Regions from separate parts of the Mus musculus genome. Here region 1 is linked to region 2. The links are chromatin loops, found by intact Hi-C in ENCODE. Cell type or tissue: left cerebral cortex. All regions are shown on one strand. Each heading gives the region's core, and the rest is flanking DNA. Links, peaks and the distances in the headings are about the cores only.

The links. A loop is a pair of places that touch in the nucleus more often than their neighbours do. Peaks named below come from ENCODE experiments on the same cell type or tissue, not always from the same donor. Only the 100,000 strongest peaks of a DNase experiment are listed, where the experiment ranks them.
Region 1: a loop joins it to region 2, with 4 times the contacts of the local background. A loop is called at or near these places in 8 of 42 quality-filtered maps.

The regions. Positions count from the first base shown.
Region 1 is chrX:7,569,795-7,577,742 of GRCm38, reverse strand. It overlaps Ppp1r3f (protein phosphatase 1, regulatory subunit 3F), which reads left to right and starts at 3,462. Exons shown (of 4, transcript NM_138605.3): 1 at 3,462-4,495. The coding sequence starts at 3,495. Flicr (Foxp3 regulating long intergenic noncoding RNA) reads right to left here and starts at 4,143. Exons shown (of 3, transcript NR_029473.1): 1 at 3,834-4,143; 2 at 19-55. In left cerebral cortex, for the core only: no CTCF peak of the experiment used is centred there; DNase peaks (open chromatin) are centred at 3,327, 3,679, 3,893, 6,681 and 2 more places; H3K4me3 peaks cover 2,057 bases; H3K27ac peaks cover 1,398 bases.
Region 2 is chrX:7,634,967-7,642,914 of GRCm38, reverse strand. It overlaps Syp (synaptophysin), which reads right to left and starts at 4,335. Exons shown (of 7, transcript NM_009305.2): 1 at 4,187-4,335; 2 at 2,992-3,057; 3 at 1,694-1,818. The coding sequence starts at 4,222. Cacna1f (calcium channel, voltage-dependent, alpha 1F subunit) reads right to left here. Exons shown (of 48, transcript NM_019582.2): 48 at 7,719-7,948. The coding sequence ends at 7,796. In left cerebral cortex, for the core only: no CTCF peak of the experiment used is centred there; DNase peaks (open chromatin) are centred at 2,754, 3,362, 3,565, 4,282 and 2 more places; H3K4me3 peaks cover 3,135 bases; H3K27ac peaks cover 2,577 bases.

The sequences.
Region 1 (7,948 bases), core at 1,719-6,718, 66 kb after region 2:
TTCCTCATCTTAACTCACCTTTTTGGAAATAACAAGACTGGAACTGATGGCTTGGCTTTATAAAGACAAGAGGGGAAAACAAAGTGAATAGAAAAAAAAAAGACCCAAAAATACCAGCCAACAACAACAACAATTAAAAAAAAAAAACCCTCAACCCTTCCTATCATTAGTTCAAAGCAAAACTTTCACTGGTTGGGGCTTCTAAGTTGGTGGGACACATCTAAGACCAAACATGGCCTGTGTGGTGCCTGGAAGCCGGGGGAGGTCCTGAGTTGAGAGGGAGGGAGGGGCAGAGGTGGGATGAGGTCCTCTTACTTTGGAGGTCTGCATGGATCTTAGGAGCTTAACAGTTGTGGTTGTGTGTGGGAGGGAATAGGGGAGGGGTGAAGAGCATACCTAACAGGTAATGGGCAGCTGACTGTAGCTATGCCCCAAAGTTAATGGTCCCTGCTCCCTGTACACTTGGGCCCAACTAGTCCCTGTATCTTCTATGTCTCTGAGACAGTTCTAGTCCCCTGCCCTGTCACCTGTCTCTTTTTGGAATAGGTACTCATTTTCTCAGGGTCCATGGTTTGGTCTGCATCTTCCTTTATATCCTCGTCACCATCTTCCTGCCATTCTGCGAAAACTTGGTCAGAGAGGTGGCAGGATAAGTAAATGAGGGGTAAGTGACACAGGTTTCCAGGAGGCTATTTGAATGGGGCTGTGGGTGCGGGAGTGTTAAGGTTACTGAAGTGTAAAGCTAGGGTCTTTGCAGCATGGTGGCTAGGGTTTTGCTTGTCAGAGGGTGGTATTTCCTCTCCACCATTACTATATTGGCTCATGTAGGTTCCTGGGGAAGCAAACTGGGAGGGCTAGGAGTTGATGGTGAATGGGGCAGGATTTAACAGGTCAGGGGGAGCATTCCCAGGGAAAGGGATCTTTGACAAAGAGCAGGCATAGATGAAGAAGAGAGTGATGGGGAGATCTGCAGATCCAGGAGAGAAGGGTCAGTGTGGGTGTCCTGAGGTGAGTGTGCTGGATATGTACAGGGTCAGCAAGGAGTCTTGTGTGGTTGGAGTGACATGACTGGAAGGGAGAGAACAGGAGGAAGGTCAGACGGGGCTAGCTGGCTTGTGCGCTTACGACATGGTGAAGGTTGGCTCTTCCTCTTAGTGTAGAGGAAGCCAGAGGGTGTTGGGAGCAGAGGAGAGACATTGCTGTTAGGACTTAAGAGGATGTCTTAGATGGCTGAATATGGAATAGGGGGTAGAACATGGGATGGAGACCAACCAGGGGGAGGTGACTACAGTAGTCCAGGGGACTGGGACTGGTGCTGGTCCTGTTGATGGAGTGGTAGTGAAAAGGTGGATTTGGGATTTAAAAAAAATGATGCTAGAGATGGGGCCCATGCACTTTCTAGGAAGTGGTTTTTACCGCTGAGCTACACTTAACCCTTTTTATTTTTTAGACAAGGTCACACTTGTAGCCTAGGCTTGGAATTCCGTGATTCTCCTGCCTCAGCCCCTTGAGTGCTGGGATTACAGGCATACATCACCATATCCTGCTTGGAAAATGCGTTGGGTAGATAACCTGCAGGATTTGCTGAAGAATGAGACTCTGAGGCAAGACCGGGGCACAGTTGATACCCAAAATGGGCAGATAGGATGGAGTCCTGAGAGCACTTGCTGCCTTGAACTTTCAGATGAGAAAAAAAAGTTCTACCTTCATTATGCCATTATTCTTCTGCTACTTGTAGCTGGACATATTCCTTTCATGACCCTGGACACAGACAGGAGGAGCAGAGAGACTGTGGGGGCCTTCCTGTTAGGGGTCTTATGAGGGTTAGATAAAAGCACTCCCTGAACCTGGCATATGGCAAACACTAAGTCTTACTAAGTTAGTAAATGGGAGTGGGGGATATGTGAATGAACACGATGGCAAAGTCCAGGTCATTCCCATAGGAGGTGCCATCTCAGAGGGAGAATGGAAAGAATTCACTAGATGAAAGAAACAGATGGGACAGCACTCTAAGCAGAGGAGATTGGGAAAGTGGGGGGGGGGGAGAAGAAAGCCACTGTGGGGTGCAAAGTGTCAAAATGAGCAAGAAGGGCAGGACTCTGATTTGAATGTACATTAGCTGATAAGCTTGTGATGACATACTATCAGTCAATGTGTGCTAAGTGTGAGTTGGAAAAAGCTAATTCTTCCAAAAAGGTTCTATTTCCTATTTTGCGATTGATTCATGCAATAGTGCCAAGTCCTGAAGAACATCAATGCTCAACTGGGGACTTTAAGGAACAGTTAAGAACGTTCATGGCTAGTTGCATTGGTCACAATAAGGCTGGGAGGTGTGTGTGGTGGTGTGGGGCCAGCAGGACACACCCAGTAACTGATAGAACTGTTTTGCTTTGGTCTCACAATCCGGTGCAGTCTGGGCTTTTAGGGGCTCTGGGTATTCGTGGAGCCATGGGGAGTCATGGAAGATTAGGGAAAGGTAAAGCCATTCCCCAGAGGTCCGATCTTACTGGTTGAATGAATTCTGATTCTGCGCTCAATCACTCAATAGCTCAGGCTCAGCCTATGCACCTTCTTCCAACTCAGCCTATTTATTGGCTACTCATGCTTTCCTTCACAGCACCTACACTACCATCCGTGGGTATGAGTTCCCATCTTGCCTCCAAAGTTTCCTTCTGGCTACATTTCTCTAGTTTCAGCTTTGGTTAATCCCATACTGGCACTGTCCTTTGAGATATAACAGCCTTCACCCTGGATCCCCATTTCTTTCTCGCTCCCACCTTCACTCCTCACATGCCTTAGTGCTCCCCCCCCCCCCCGCCCGCTACAGCCCCGCCTCCATGTCTGCTCACACACAGCCTTCCCGTCTCTGTTCAGTCTCTGTATTGGCTAGATCTACCTTGTTACCACCTCTTGAAGCCATAGTGTGCGCTCACTAGACTCCTCCATTGGCTCATTGCAACTATTATCGTCATTCTGTCTCTACATCATTCGCGTGCAGTTCTCCATTGGCTGTTCATTTTATCTGTCTTACGTCTCACCGCCTACGCAACCTGCGGATCTCCCAGTTTTTGGACCTCTGGGTTCGCTCCCCGTTGCCCCCATTGCTTGTAGCCATTTCATCTTCCCGCCGCCTACCATGCCCTTCGTGCTCAGACTTTCCCACTAATTGTCATACTCCTGCTGCTACATCTTCGGGCCCGCATTAACCCTACTCAGGCCTCTCCATTGATTCCGTTATCATCCCGCCTTCCATCCCGCCCACGCGCGGGCGTCCTCATTGGTTGCTAGCTTCTCCTGCTTGTCAATCACCTGTACGTCACTCCCGCGTGGCTGTCCATTGGCTGTTGGCCGTACCTGTCTCTAGCTCACCGCCTACGCTCCACTGGAGCCCCACCCCCCTGTTCTGGCTTTCTCATTGGCTGCCCGCCTTTTCAGGCCCTGCCCCCGCCGGTCCCACCGCCGGTGCCGTCGGTGCCGCCGCCGCCGCCGCCGATATGGCGCGCACGGCCCCTGTGGAGCCACCGCTGCGGCATCCCGCGCCCCCGTCGCCGGCTGCGGGAGAGCCCCGCGCCTCGGCTGAGGCGGCGGTGGCCCCGCGGAGGGTGCTGTTCGCTGACGAGGCCCTGGGGCTGCCTCTGGCGCAGCTACGCCGCTACCGGCCGTGGGGCGGGCCCGGGGCGGGCAAGATGGCGGCGGCGACCGGGCAAGATGGCGGCGGTGGCGGGGCTGATGAGGAAGACGATGGCGAGGATGGGGATGAAGGGGAGGAGGAAGAGGAGGCTTTTCCCGATCCCTCTCCGCCGTGCCCCGTTCCCGCTGGCGGGGGGTTTTACCTGGTGCCCACATTTTCGTTGCCGCCCGCGCTGGGCCGTCTGGAGCGGTTGGGGCGCGTGATGGTGGAGTTGGAGGCGCTGCTGCCGCCTCCTGGAGCGGTTCCCGGGGGTTCCGGGGTGTGGGTGCCTGGGGGACGCCCGCCAGTGGTGCGCGGGTTGGTGCGCGTGCTGAACCGCTCCTTCGAGAAGGCGGTGCACGTGCGGGCCTCACACGACGGTTGGGCTACCTTCTGCGACCACCCAGCCCGCTATGTCCCACGCAGCCCGCCTGGGGCAGGAGTGGGAGGAACAGGAGCAGGAGATCCCCTCCTGGATCCCGGGCTAGGCCTGGGCCCTGGCCAGATGTCAGCCTCCTCACCCGACGACGGTGGCTGCACTGACCGCTTTGCCTTCCAGCTGCCCTTTGCTGAGGGCGCGAGCGATGGGGCGCGCCTCGACTTCGTGGTGCGCTATGAGACCCCCGAGGGCACTTTCTGGGCCAACAACCATGGCCGCAACTACACTGTCCTGCTCCGGATCGCACCCGCTCCCACACCCACTGATGCCGAAGGGCTGCCCCAGCAGCAGCAGCTGCAGCAGCTGGAGCCACAGCCTGAGTGCCAGGGTCCTGTGGAGGCTGAGGCCAGGCAGCTGAAGAGCTGCATGAAGCCGGTGAGGCGCAGGTAATGTCTGCCAGCGCCACCTCCACCAACACAGGGCTGGATGTAGAAGCCTCCCATCCCAGCACTTCCCCCTCCCCCAGGCCTGCTCTCCAGGACAGGCAGGAGGGTGCATTCGGTCAAAGAGTAGTGCAGGCCAAACATGTGCTAGGCACTGTTTTAAATTCTGGGGTATCATCCATTTATTGAGTTCCACTATAAGGCCCTGAACAAGACAGACACCTTCCCTGTCCCCAACCATCCCGCAAAGGCTCCTCTGGGAAACAGAATGCAAAAGCAAACAAGCAGATAAGATAAATAGGGCTAAGGTTAGTGCTGAGAGGAAAATACTGTAAGGCTCTGGAGGGAGTGGCTGCTGCAGACGTGTTGAGGGTGAGCTCTTGTGAAGAGTCCCAGACGGTGATAACGAAGAGTTATGGACGAGCGAGTTGGTAGAGTTTGGACCAGGTAGGACTCTTTCTGAGGAGGTGGCATTTAAACTTGAGTCCAGAGTGGTACGGAGCAGTGATGCACATACAGGGGAGGTAGATGTAGATAGTGGGGACAGCAAAGTCCTGAGGTGGTTCTGGGTTTCGTATGACTGTCAGCCAGTGTGCTGGAGTGGAGAGAACATGACGTGCGAAGGTGTGGACTAAGGGTCTCCCGGCGTGGGGAGTCAGTCTGATTCCTATCTGCCACAGCAGGAAGCCAGAGTTAGAGAAACTGGTTGAGGAAGTGGTGGTACTTGGCTTTTTAGTTTCAACCATTTCTGGCTTTGAAGTCTATGCATCCTTTTTTTTAAAAACTGTTCCTCTGGTAGTCTGAGGCCTCCAGTGGAGTTTAGGGAGCGAGGCTCTATTCTCACATAAAAACATTAGCCTTGGCAGAGGCGGAAACAGATGAGAAGCGGACTTGAAGGTCACATCGCTCTTCTTTTTTTTTTTTTTTGCACACCTCTTGTAAACTGACTGATATAATGCTTTTCTAGGTCTTTACCAGGGCTATACGTTTGTCAAGGGCTCCAGCTAGGCCTAATGCCCGGGGTCAGTTAGAGCCCCTATGAAATGCATACATTTTCCTGCTCCTATGAGAAATGGGAAGGGGAGGTTGCCCTTTTGTCCCTTCGAAGCTGCATGATGGAGCAGGGTGCTGTGGGATCTGCTGGTTGTGGTAAGGGCTTAGGCTGTGAAAGGTTTAGCTCTTCGTGGATGGACCTTGAAGCATTTAGATTCTGCCATTCGATTACCTGGGTTCAAACCCTAAGCCTGCCACTTTTTAGTGTGACCGTATCCAATTCTTAGCTGCATCGTGCCGTAGATAAACACCCTCATCTGTAAAACAGGAAGTTATGGCACAGACCTCACGGGATGAGCAGAAGCACTCAGGATCGAGCCTAGTTCCAAGTAGTGCCATAGTGCTGGTAATTAGCATCGAAGCTTAGATGCTCACTACAGTCCATGTATCCTTTCCCAAACTCAGCTTTGTTGTGTACTCTTGTCTCAGTTTCCTCATTGGTCAGAGAGGAATGGCTTTCCCATTGTGTGGTTGAATTGGATGCAGTACCCGTAGGGAAGGTAACTGAGGCATAATTGTAGCTGTAAAAGGTCTGGTGGGCAGCATTTCTTAATCTCTGTTAAGAGTGGTAGGGACATTCTCCTCTTGAGGTCAGCTGAATGTGCTGTTGACTGTAGGCACTATATTGAGTCCTAGTTCATGGGAAATGGGGTGGGGTGGGGGGCTCGGAGAGGTGCTCGAGCTTGCTCAGAGTCACTCAGCTAGTAAATAGCCAGGCCAGGGAGGAAATGTTAGGGATGCTAGTTTAAAAACAAAGTCCGCATTTCACTGTTGGCGCTCTTAGTTCTTCCTTTCCCCCCTGTACCTGTTACGTGTGCTTCGTGTTTTATTGAGATATACACAAGTGGACGGTACTGACCCCCGAGGGCATGGCTCGGAAGAATTGCACATGTATGTGTATGTAGCCGCCACCCAGTTCCAGTGCCCCCAGAATCGCCTGCATTTCAATCACTTCTTATTCCATCGGCAGTTGTGGGAGCCCTTTCTGGAAGATAAGACAGTTGAGTACTGAAGTTTGGTCATTTTCAAGAATGTGAAAGGAAGGGAACAGACAAATCAAAACCTTGCCGTGCCAAGGTGGGTGGAGAGGGTGTTTTTCTTTTAAAATACATGGGTGGTTTTAAGGAGAAATTGAAGTAGTTCATTTAGACAATTGTTTTGGTAGCTGGCCCCATGTTTGTGGTTCCCAACGTGACTTGAGATGTTATTTTAAGTGGGCAGATGGCTTTTTGATAGCTTCTTTATCTTTTGATCTCAGCTCTTGCAAAGGGGAGGCTGGTGTGCGCTGCTAGATCAGCGATAAGGTTTTCTTTGTAGGTCGGTGACTTTCCTAGCAAATACATTTCAACTTATTATTGTTTTAAGGCCTGTGTGCTGCTGCTGATTTGAAGTGCTGTTGAAGAATAGCTACCCCCCGTGATCCAGCCCTCTGGGGAAATGGTGGTGGACCTCAGGGGATCCCTTTTCTTATCTGTGGGAGGCCTGCTGTAGAGGGCTTCAGAATCGTTGGCCACAGGCCCACTGTGCAGCTGGCCCTTGGCAGGTAGGGTCAGAAGAGATGATTGGCAGCCATGAGGATGTAGTCCAGAGGCTGAGCTGGCTGCTTTCCCTAGCTTGCAGGACCAGGTTTGCAGTACTCAGTAGGTTTAGAGAGAATCCATCAGCAGCATTTTTGGTAGAGCCTGTTATGTGCTGAGCACAGTGCTAGGAACAAGCAGAGAAGACACAGACTGGTCCTAAGACTCCCAGGAGCTTGGGGTAGAGCCAGGGGGCAAGGGTTATGTGAGACCCTACCAAGTGATATGTGGCCAAGCCCCCTTTCCTTGCTGGGCACTTTGCTGAGTATTTTTGTATAGTTTCATTTGTGCTCAACAGCGTTTTCTGTGAGCTAGATTCCTTTAAATCCCTCTTCTGGGTGAGCACAGAGGTTTTGAGTCCTCAGTGATTGGACTGATATGGGAAGGAGCCCTTCTGGTGTGTCTTGGCTTTATACTCTGAGGAAGTATCCTATTCCTCTTAAAAATAAAGACCAACAAAAATCTGGCTGGCCCTTACACACCCTCACCGATGCCTGCTTCAGCCTCTGTTAGCATCTAGTCTGGCTTTATATTGGTTTCTGCTCCCGAGCTCTTGTCGCCACATCCCTTCTGTTACTCCTGCTTTGGGGTTGTCGCTCATACTGTTTGCTTCACCAAGAATGTGTTTACCCCTCAGATTCTCCTCATGGAGACTCCTCAGTTCTAAGAGGGTTTCCTTAGGGAAGGAAGCTTGCGCAGCTTAGCCTCCTTAAGTCCCCAGTTTTATTCATAGCACTGATCAGCAAGTCAAGTTGGAAAATGCCACATAGGCCAGCATGTGAGCCTTCCCCCAAGTTAAGGACCATCTTCCATCCTGCCCCATTGT
Region 2 (7,948 bases), core at 1,274-6,273:
ATGTGTGGGCAGAATGGAACTGGTCTGGGGCCCCTAGCTCTGGCCTCAGGTTGATGTCCTTGCATAGCAATGGTTCTGAGCATGGAAGGTTCTAGGGGGAGTTCATGGAAGGCTTTTGTGACCTTGTGAATTCTCAAAAGGCTGGCTCTCATGCTGCTGATTACCCTTCACTCCCCACTGTGTGTGTGTGTGTGTGTGTGTGTGTGTGTGTGTGTGTTTGTCCTCCTCCAAAGTACTGGGGGTACAACCCAGGGCATGCTAGACAGGTGCTTTGCCACTGAGCTATACCCTCAGTTTCCAAACTCTTTTCTTCCTGGCTTGTGTGAACCTGGATACTCCTGGCTGTTCTCCTCTATTATTTCCTGTTTCTATCACTGCTCATAGCTTGAGCTGGCTTTCCTCTCCCTAGTGTGCGACATTCTGGGCCTCCGTTTAATCCTTGGTGTTCCCCAAGTCCCAGATTCCAACTCTTCCCTAAATCTGAATTCTTATACTTAACAAGCTTATGCCGAGCACTTCTCGTGTCCCAGACTTGGCACCAAGTGCTTTACAAGTGTCACCTTAGTGGCAATGTTCCGTCACCTGGAGGGCATCAGTATTTTCTCTGTTTACAAATGAGGACGTTAAGACCCTAACTGTTATATGATTTAGTCTGGTAGTCAAGGAAAGCTAAGTGAAACCATGGGTCTGTCTCCTCATCCTTAGGAGATAGTGACTCTTGCAGTTTGTCCTTACTCATGTATACCTAGTACTTAGCATAGTGCCTGGTACATGGTGGGGAACTTTCAGGGACATCTAATTTGGTCCCTTGATTTCCCACATCTATATAGTACCCTCATTGTTTTCTAGCAAAACTCCTGCATGAAGATATGCTTCTAGTATTTATCTGTATCTGCAGTTATCCTCTTTGTTCTGATGTAGAGCTATGAGGAGAGGGAACTTGGTCTGTTTGAGAAGTAAATGATGTTAATTAATATTATTTTAAAGCGTTTTTTTTAAAGATTGCATTTTATGTATTTAATGGGTGCATACCTGTGTGTATGTAGGTGCATGTATGTCACAGCTCATGTGTGGAGGTCAGAGAAAAATTTGCAGGGAAGTCTGTTCTTTGTACCACATGTGACATAGGGATCAAACTCAGGTTGTCAGGCTCAGTGGCAAGTGCCTTTATCTGCAGAGCACCCTCTTTAGTTTGAGATAGGATCTCACTTTGTATCCAAGGGTGGCCTGGAACTCACTACAATTCTGGCATAGTCTCCCAAGTGCTGGGATTACAAGAACTTGCCATTGTGCCGAGTGACTAATATTAATTGAGCATTTACTGCTTTAAGGTGATGCTCTCTCATCCATGATCCCCCACCCCCCGAACCCATTGCTGTGCAATCTCTCTACCACAGACTCCAACCCCAGCCCTGTCATTTACTTATGAATCTTACTTATTTCCTGTCCTCTATTACTACCCTTTGCCAGAATATAGTCAGACAGGATGACACCCTGTGTCTAGCTTGCACACCAATTGTCATAGAAGCCAGAGCTGTGCCAGCTACACAGCAAAGTGTTCGGTGCACGGGAAGTAATCCCAGGGGCGGTGGCCTCAAAGGTGTGAGCTGTGCAAAGGACTCTGGGAAGAACTGCTCTGACCCACCCTGCCCCTGCCTCTCCCAGGTCTCAGGATACCAGGGCAGGGGCACACCTGAATGGGTACTCAAATTCGACTTCGATGTTGAGGGCACTCTCCGTCTTGTTGGCACACTCCACGCTCAGCCGAAGCTCTCCGGTGTAGCTGCCGCACGTAGCAAAGGCGAAGATGGCAAAGACCTTGGGTAGCAGGGAGGTGGATGGCTGTAGTGAGCCTGTATGCATGTGGGAGGGAGTGCCCTCCTCTGGACAGATTGAGGGGGGGCAGCACAGACAGTAGCAGATGGAGAGGTCCCCACCCCCACCCCTCTAATCAGGGCTCATCGGGTCCTAGCACAAGCTGATTACAGGGGTGTGGCTGTTTCTCTTTCCCTGTGTCTCTCCGTTTTTTTACCTCTAGGTGCTCTGGCTTCTCCTTCCCTCCCCTCCGCCTCGCCTTTCCTCCTCTTTCCTCTATTCGTTTTCTCTCCTCTCCCCTCCCCTTTCTCTCATGATCACTATATCTCTGTCTCTCAGTATCTGTGTGTTTTTATGCATGCTCTCCACCTCTCTCATACACACTTTCCCCATTAATCTCTCTCCTCTCTCCCCCCCCTCTCTCTCTCTCCTCTCTCTCTCTCTCTCCTCTCTCCTCTCTCTCTCTCTCTCTCTCTCTCTCTCTCCTCTCTCCTCTCTCTCTCTCTCTCCTCTCTCCTCTCTCTCTCTCTCTCTCTCTCTCTCTCTCTCTCTCCCCTCTCTCTCTCTCTCCCTCTCCCTCCCGCGCCTGTTTCTTGCCCTGCTTGTCTGTCTGTTAAGTCTTTCACAAGGTCTCTCTGGTTCTCTGGCTCCCTTGTGCCTTCTGTCTGTTGCCTTCTGTTTTCTCTTTTGAGATTCCTTATATCTGTGTGTGCCTTTCTTTCCCCTACACATTTTCCTGCTCTGAGAGCAGCTCCCTGGCTCTCATTTCTTTTACTCAGCACTGCCATTACCACCGTCCCCTGCCTCTCATACTCTGTCTCCTTGGCTGTCTCTGGATTTTTCTGGTTTTGCATCTCTCTTTCAGCAGTCAGGGCTTCAGGCTCCACCTCCCATCCTTTCCTCCTTTAGTTCAAGAGAGGAGGTAGAACGTCACACTCTGTCACTTCACAACAGGGGTACCCACGGCCTTATGTGACGTCATAGCCTTCTGTTCCCTGTCCTTAAATCCCTGGGACCTTACTCTGGAGCCCAATTCCCTCATCTCCTTCCACCCCTGTCGTTCCACCCACCAGTTCAGTAGGACGCCTCCTGCCTCACCCCTCTGTTTTGCTGGAGCCCATCACCACCACCATCTCCCCCTGTACTTCCCCCACCTATAGCCCGGACCACACTCACCCACTGCAGCACCTTCACGAAGCCAAGGGGCTCCTTGACCACCCGGAACTGACCCCCAGCCACCAGCTGAGGAGAAAAACAGTGGGGAGGGGAAGGGGTGTGGGAAATAGGGATGGAAGTGAGGGGCCAGGCTGCCAAGCAATGATCCCTGGGGATAGGACATGTGACCCTCCGGGAGTGGGTGACATATGGAGAGGGAGTGAGGAGGAGAAAAACGACACTTTGGGGACGGAGTAAACATCAGGGTCTCAGCAGCCCCCCACCCCCAGGGCTCAGGAGTGGTGAAGTGTGAGGTGATGAGTCACATGGCAGAGGAGGTTGGGTGTAGAAAATAGATGGGGGTCCAGACTAGTTAGCGAAGGAAGGTCTGAACTGCTTAAAGGTGAGTCAGATTGGAGAAAAGGTTGAGTGGAAGAAGATGGGGTTCATTAGAGTGGGGGAGGGGGCACCAAGTGCTGAAGGTGAGTCACAACAGCAGAGGGGAGAGGTCTGCAGTGGTAAAGGTGAGTCAGATGACGATGGTTGTGTCTGAGGAGATGGGGATGGGGAGGGGTCGCTACCGGTTAGGGAGAAAGCCGATTTTGAGGTGACGAAGAAGAGGGAGATGGCGGAGGTGATCTCTTAAGGTGGGAAAGAGCTGGGGGCATGGGTTTACTGGACATGCGCTGAGAACGAGGAGTCTGGGGTTTTTTGGAGAGGCAAAATTGGATCGTCCTCCTCTAGATCTGCTCCGGGGGTGAAAGGGTCGTCATCTACCGGGGTGCATTCTTTTTGGGAGGGGCGGGTGCCAACCCTCCCCCACCCCGCCCCCACACCTTCTGTCGCTCTATTTCCTAGCTCATCTGCAGCCCCCCGAGTCATTTTTCATTATCCCCTCCCCTTCTCTACCCCTTTGCCCTCTTCCTAGACCCGAATCTCTCTTTTCCCCCTCCAGGTCGACAGTTCTTTTGGGGCATCTGGAGGCCCCCTCTGCGGCAGTGAGGACAGCCTTCGCTGCGGCAAAGAGCGCACTCCTTTTCTCCACCTCCCCCTTTCCCCTTGCCTGCTGCAGACCCCTAGCCCCAGCCCCAGCCCCAGCCCCAGCTCCAGCGACCGTATCTCTGCTCCCCTCGCCACCACCTCTCAGGGTTCGAGGGCCAAAGCCACCCAGATTTCTGCAAGCGCCGGGCTCTGTCCACGGTGCTGGAGCGCGTACCTGATTCACCACGTCCATGTCTGCCAGCAGCAGCATCAGCAATGCGGGGGGCGGAAGGTGCCTGGTAGCAAGGGCGGGCGCGGGGAGCGGCGGGGGCGGTGCGCGATCGTCGGAACAGCCCAGTCGGCGGCAGCCACGCCCCTTGCACCCTGCCTATCTTTTGAGCAAGCGCCTGCGCACCATGGCTCCCCCCCGCCCCATACTCCTCGCCCGCCCCAACTCGCCTGCGGCCATTCCATTCGGGAGGCTAGAGACTCTGGGTCTCTGAGCGAAGGGTCCTTTTAGAAAACAGGTAGCTCTGGGGGAGGGGGGTGGTAAGAGGACCGCTCAGTTCTACCGGATGACATTTTGCCAACCTGAGTCCTGTTTGTTAAGTGTGTTCTCTCATTTAATCCCTATGTAGCAGTGACTATTAGTCCTGTTTTTACAGATGAGGAAAATGAGTCTCCAGAGAGATTAAGTGACTTGCACAAGGTCACACAGCTAGGTAATGGCAGTGTTCAGAGTCCTTGCAGTTTAAACGTCTCCACAGTTTAAAGACAGTTCAAGGTCTAGAGGGTTCCTTTTGGAAAACCTGCATTTTAAGCACATCCAAACTCTAACCATCTCATTTTTTTTCTCTTCTTCTTGGTCAAATTATAGCCGACTATATAGTTTACCTTCTGTTTATTCCTTGGCCCTCTTTTAAAAATCCATGTATTTATTGTGTGATAGCTCCCTTTCTTTTAACAATACATTTATTTAGCATAGAGAGAGGGACGGAGGGAAGGGGAGGGGCAATCCTGTATAAGTGTGAGGAGAGGACTACCTGCCAGATAGGTTCTCTCATCTCACTGTGTGGGTTCTGCTGTCTCTTAACAGACTACTTACCTTCTTTCATGATACTAAAACTAGGCCCAGCACCCTCAGTGATGATTGCCATGTTACAAAATGCAAGGGAAAAAATATAGTTGAGATTAAAATCACCATTTTATACCCTTCTGTTGCTTGAATTTGGAAACATTTGACTGGATACCATTTATTTGTTTGTTTGTTTGTTTCTTTCTTTTTTTTTTTTGAGGCCGGTTTTTTTCTGTGTATCCCTGGCTGTCCTGGAACTTACTTGGTAGCCCAGGCTGGCCTCGAACTCAGAAATCCGCCTGCCTCTGCCTCCCAAGTGCTGGGACTAAAGGCGTGGGCCACCATTGCCCGGCTGTATATTTGAGATAGGATTTCACTTAGCCTGAGGCTGGCCATGCCTTTCCCAGGCAGCTGAGGATGACCTTATCCTCAGCTTATCCTTTTTCCTCCCCTGCCCAGGTGCTGGCATGTTATCTCTGCATCATGTGAGCTCTGGCTTTTTTTTTTCTCTGAGACAGGGTTTGTCTCAGTAGCCTTGGATGTCCTGGAATTCACTCTGTAGATCTCGGACTCATAGAGATCTGCCTGCTTCTGCCTCCAAGTGCTGGGACTAAAGGTGTGCGCCACCACTGCCCGGCTAGCTCTGGCTTTTATACTTTTCTTAACATTTAATTATTTACTGTGTGTATGTGTGGGTGCACAAGTCGAAGTCAGAAGACAGCTTTTGGGAGTCAGTTCTCTCCACCACATTGGTCCTGTGGATCTATCTCAGGTCTTCAGGCTTGGCCATCACTTTTACCTTCTGAGATATCTCCCTAGCCCCTGTACCTTTTATTTTATTTTATTTTATTTTATTTTATTTTATTTTATTTTATTTTTCTGAGACAGGGTTTCTCTCTGTAGCCCTGGCTGTCCTGGAATTCACTCTGTATAGATCAGGCTGGCCACGAACTTATAGAGATCTGCCTGCCTTTGCCTCCAAAATGCTAGGATTAAAGGCATGTGCCACCATGCCTGGCTCCCATATTTATTTACAAAACACAAGTATATAATAGATACTTCCCAATTGTTTGCGTTTTAGCTCTCGGTTGTTTGAATCTCATTTCTAATATTTACTCCTGTTTGATTTTGGACATGTAAAATGTTTTAAAATATTATGTGTATGATTGTGCTGGTTAAAAAAAGATAATTGCCAGGTGATGGTGGCACACGCCTTTGATTCCAGCACTCAGGAGGCAGAAGCAGGTGGATCTCTGTGAGTTTGAGGCCAGCCCAGTCTACAGAGTGAGTTCCAGAACAGCCAAGGCTACACACAGAGAAACCCTGCCTTTACCTCCCCTGCCCCCCACAGATAATCAACTACAGTGCACTTAGAATAGGGTTCATTTTACTATTTTGGAAGCCATTGACTTCTCACTGTTTTCCCCCTTTACCTTCCCTGCTAAGGTAACCATCGTTTCTGCTAATTTTAGCATCTCCAGTCTCTTTCCCTCTATTCTGTTTTCAGCATACCACCAGAGCATCTATTTAAAATGCACAGTTAACTGTGTCACTACCTTACTCAATGCCTTCCTATGGTTCCCCGTGCTTTTAGAGCCTAGCATTCAGGACTGCATGGTAGAGCCCCCAACCTTAGTTTTCAGTGGATTTTATGCTTCCGCTCTAACTTGCGCTTTCACCAGACGTTAGCCCAACTGCTCCAAGCCTTTGTTTCAAGTCCCTGTGTAACTGAGTTTGAGTCCTAGTCTTTGATTGTGGTTTCCCTCAAATTTTCTGGCTTGGTTGACTCAAGAGATAGAAATAAGAACTGCCTGTCTCACGAGTGAGGAGGGCTCTACTTCAGACACTCCCCACTGGTGATCCCGTTTGGCATCATTTGCTGTGCTACCTTCAATCCCTGTGGAGTGGAACCGACTCCCACTTTGGATAACTCTTGTCATATGTCCAAGTCTCCCCAGGTTGCTCCGAGGGAAAACCGTTAGCAAGGTGCCTGGCACACACTAAATGCCCAGTACACTTTCCTTGAGTGAATGATACCCCAAAGGCAGAACAAGAAGCAGAAGGAAGATCCCGTGCATCTGCGTAGGGAGGGAACGACTCTCAGGCGTTTCAGGAGGACCAAGGGGGTGGGGGCTGGGAATGGGTTCCACGGAGCTAGAAGCACCACTGTATGCTGTCATCTAGAATTTCTACCAATGGATTTAGACTTTTCTTGCCTTTCTCAGGCAGAGGTGGGAAATGGGAGACACTTATGATACTAATTCACCATCTCTGAAATTCTTGATGCTGTGCAGGGGACACGTCTGCTTAAGCCTCCAGGTCAGCTCCAACCTCTAGGCCTTTGCTCTGTCAAGAATCTTCTACAGCCTGTCCTTTGCACTGATCCGATCGAGCCTCTGTGATGTCTCTTCCTTTCCTTACTACCCAAACAGTATCTCTTCTCTTTACTTCCTCTTATCTGCCCAGTGCCCTCCTTCTCCCCGCACCTCCACTCTGTCTCCAGCTTTTTTTGGCTGCTGTCTCTTTCTCCTCCACCTCCTCCCTCCTTCCCTGACGCTGAATAATCAGGCCTAGCTGTCCTGGTTTCTGGAAATACTCATGTGTGGGCAGTGGCTGAGGGATGCAATAAGGGATGGATAGAAGCTGTTGGGCTGGCCCAGACTGCCAGTGCAAAGATACTAAGATTCAGCAGTGTGTGGTCCATGCCTGCCTCCCTCTGGGGGAAGGAAGGGCAGGGAGTTTATTGAGCAGTAGATGAGGGGTAAGGATTTAGAGGGCATGGACACAGGCCATCTCATCTCCCAGGTCCTCTTCATCAAAGCGGGAAAGAATAGACTCCTCATCACTGTAAAGGGAGGTGGTTCTCTGTGCCAGCAGGTCACTGGCAGCACTGTCCATCTCATCCAGGGTCAGGTGACATGC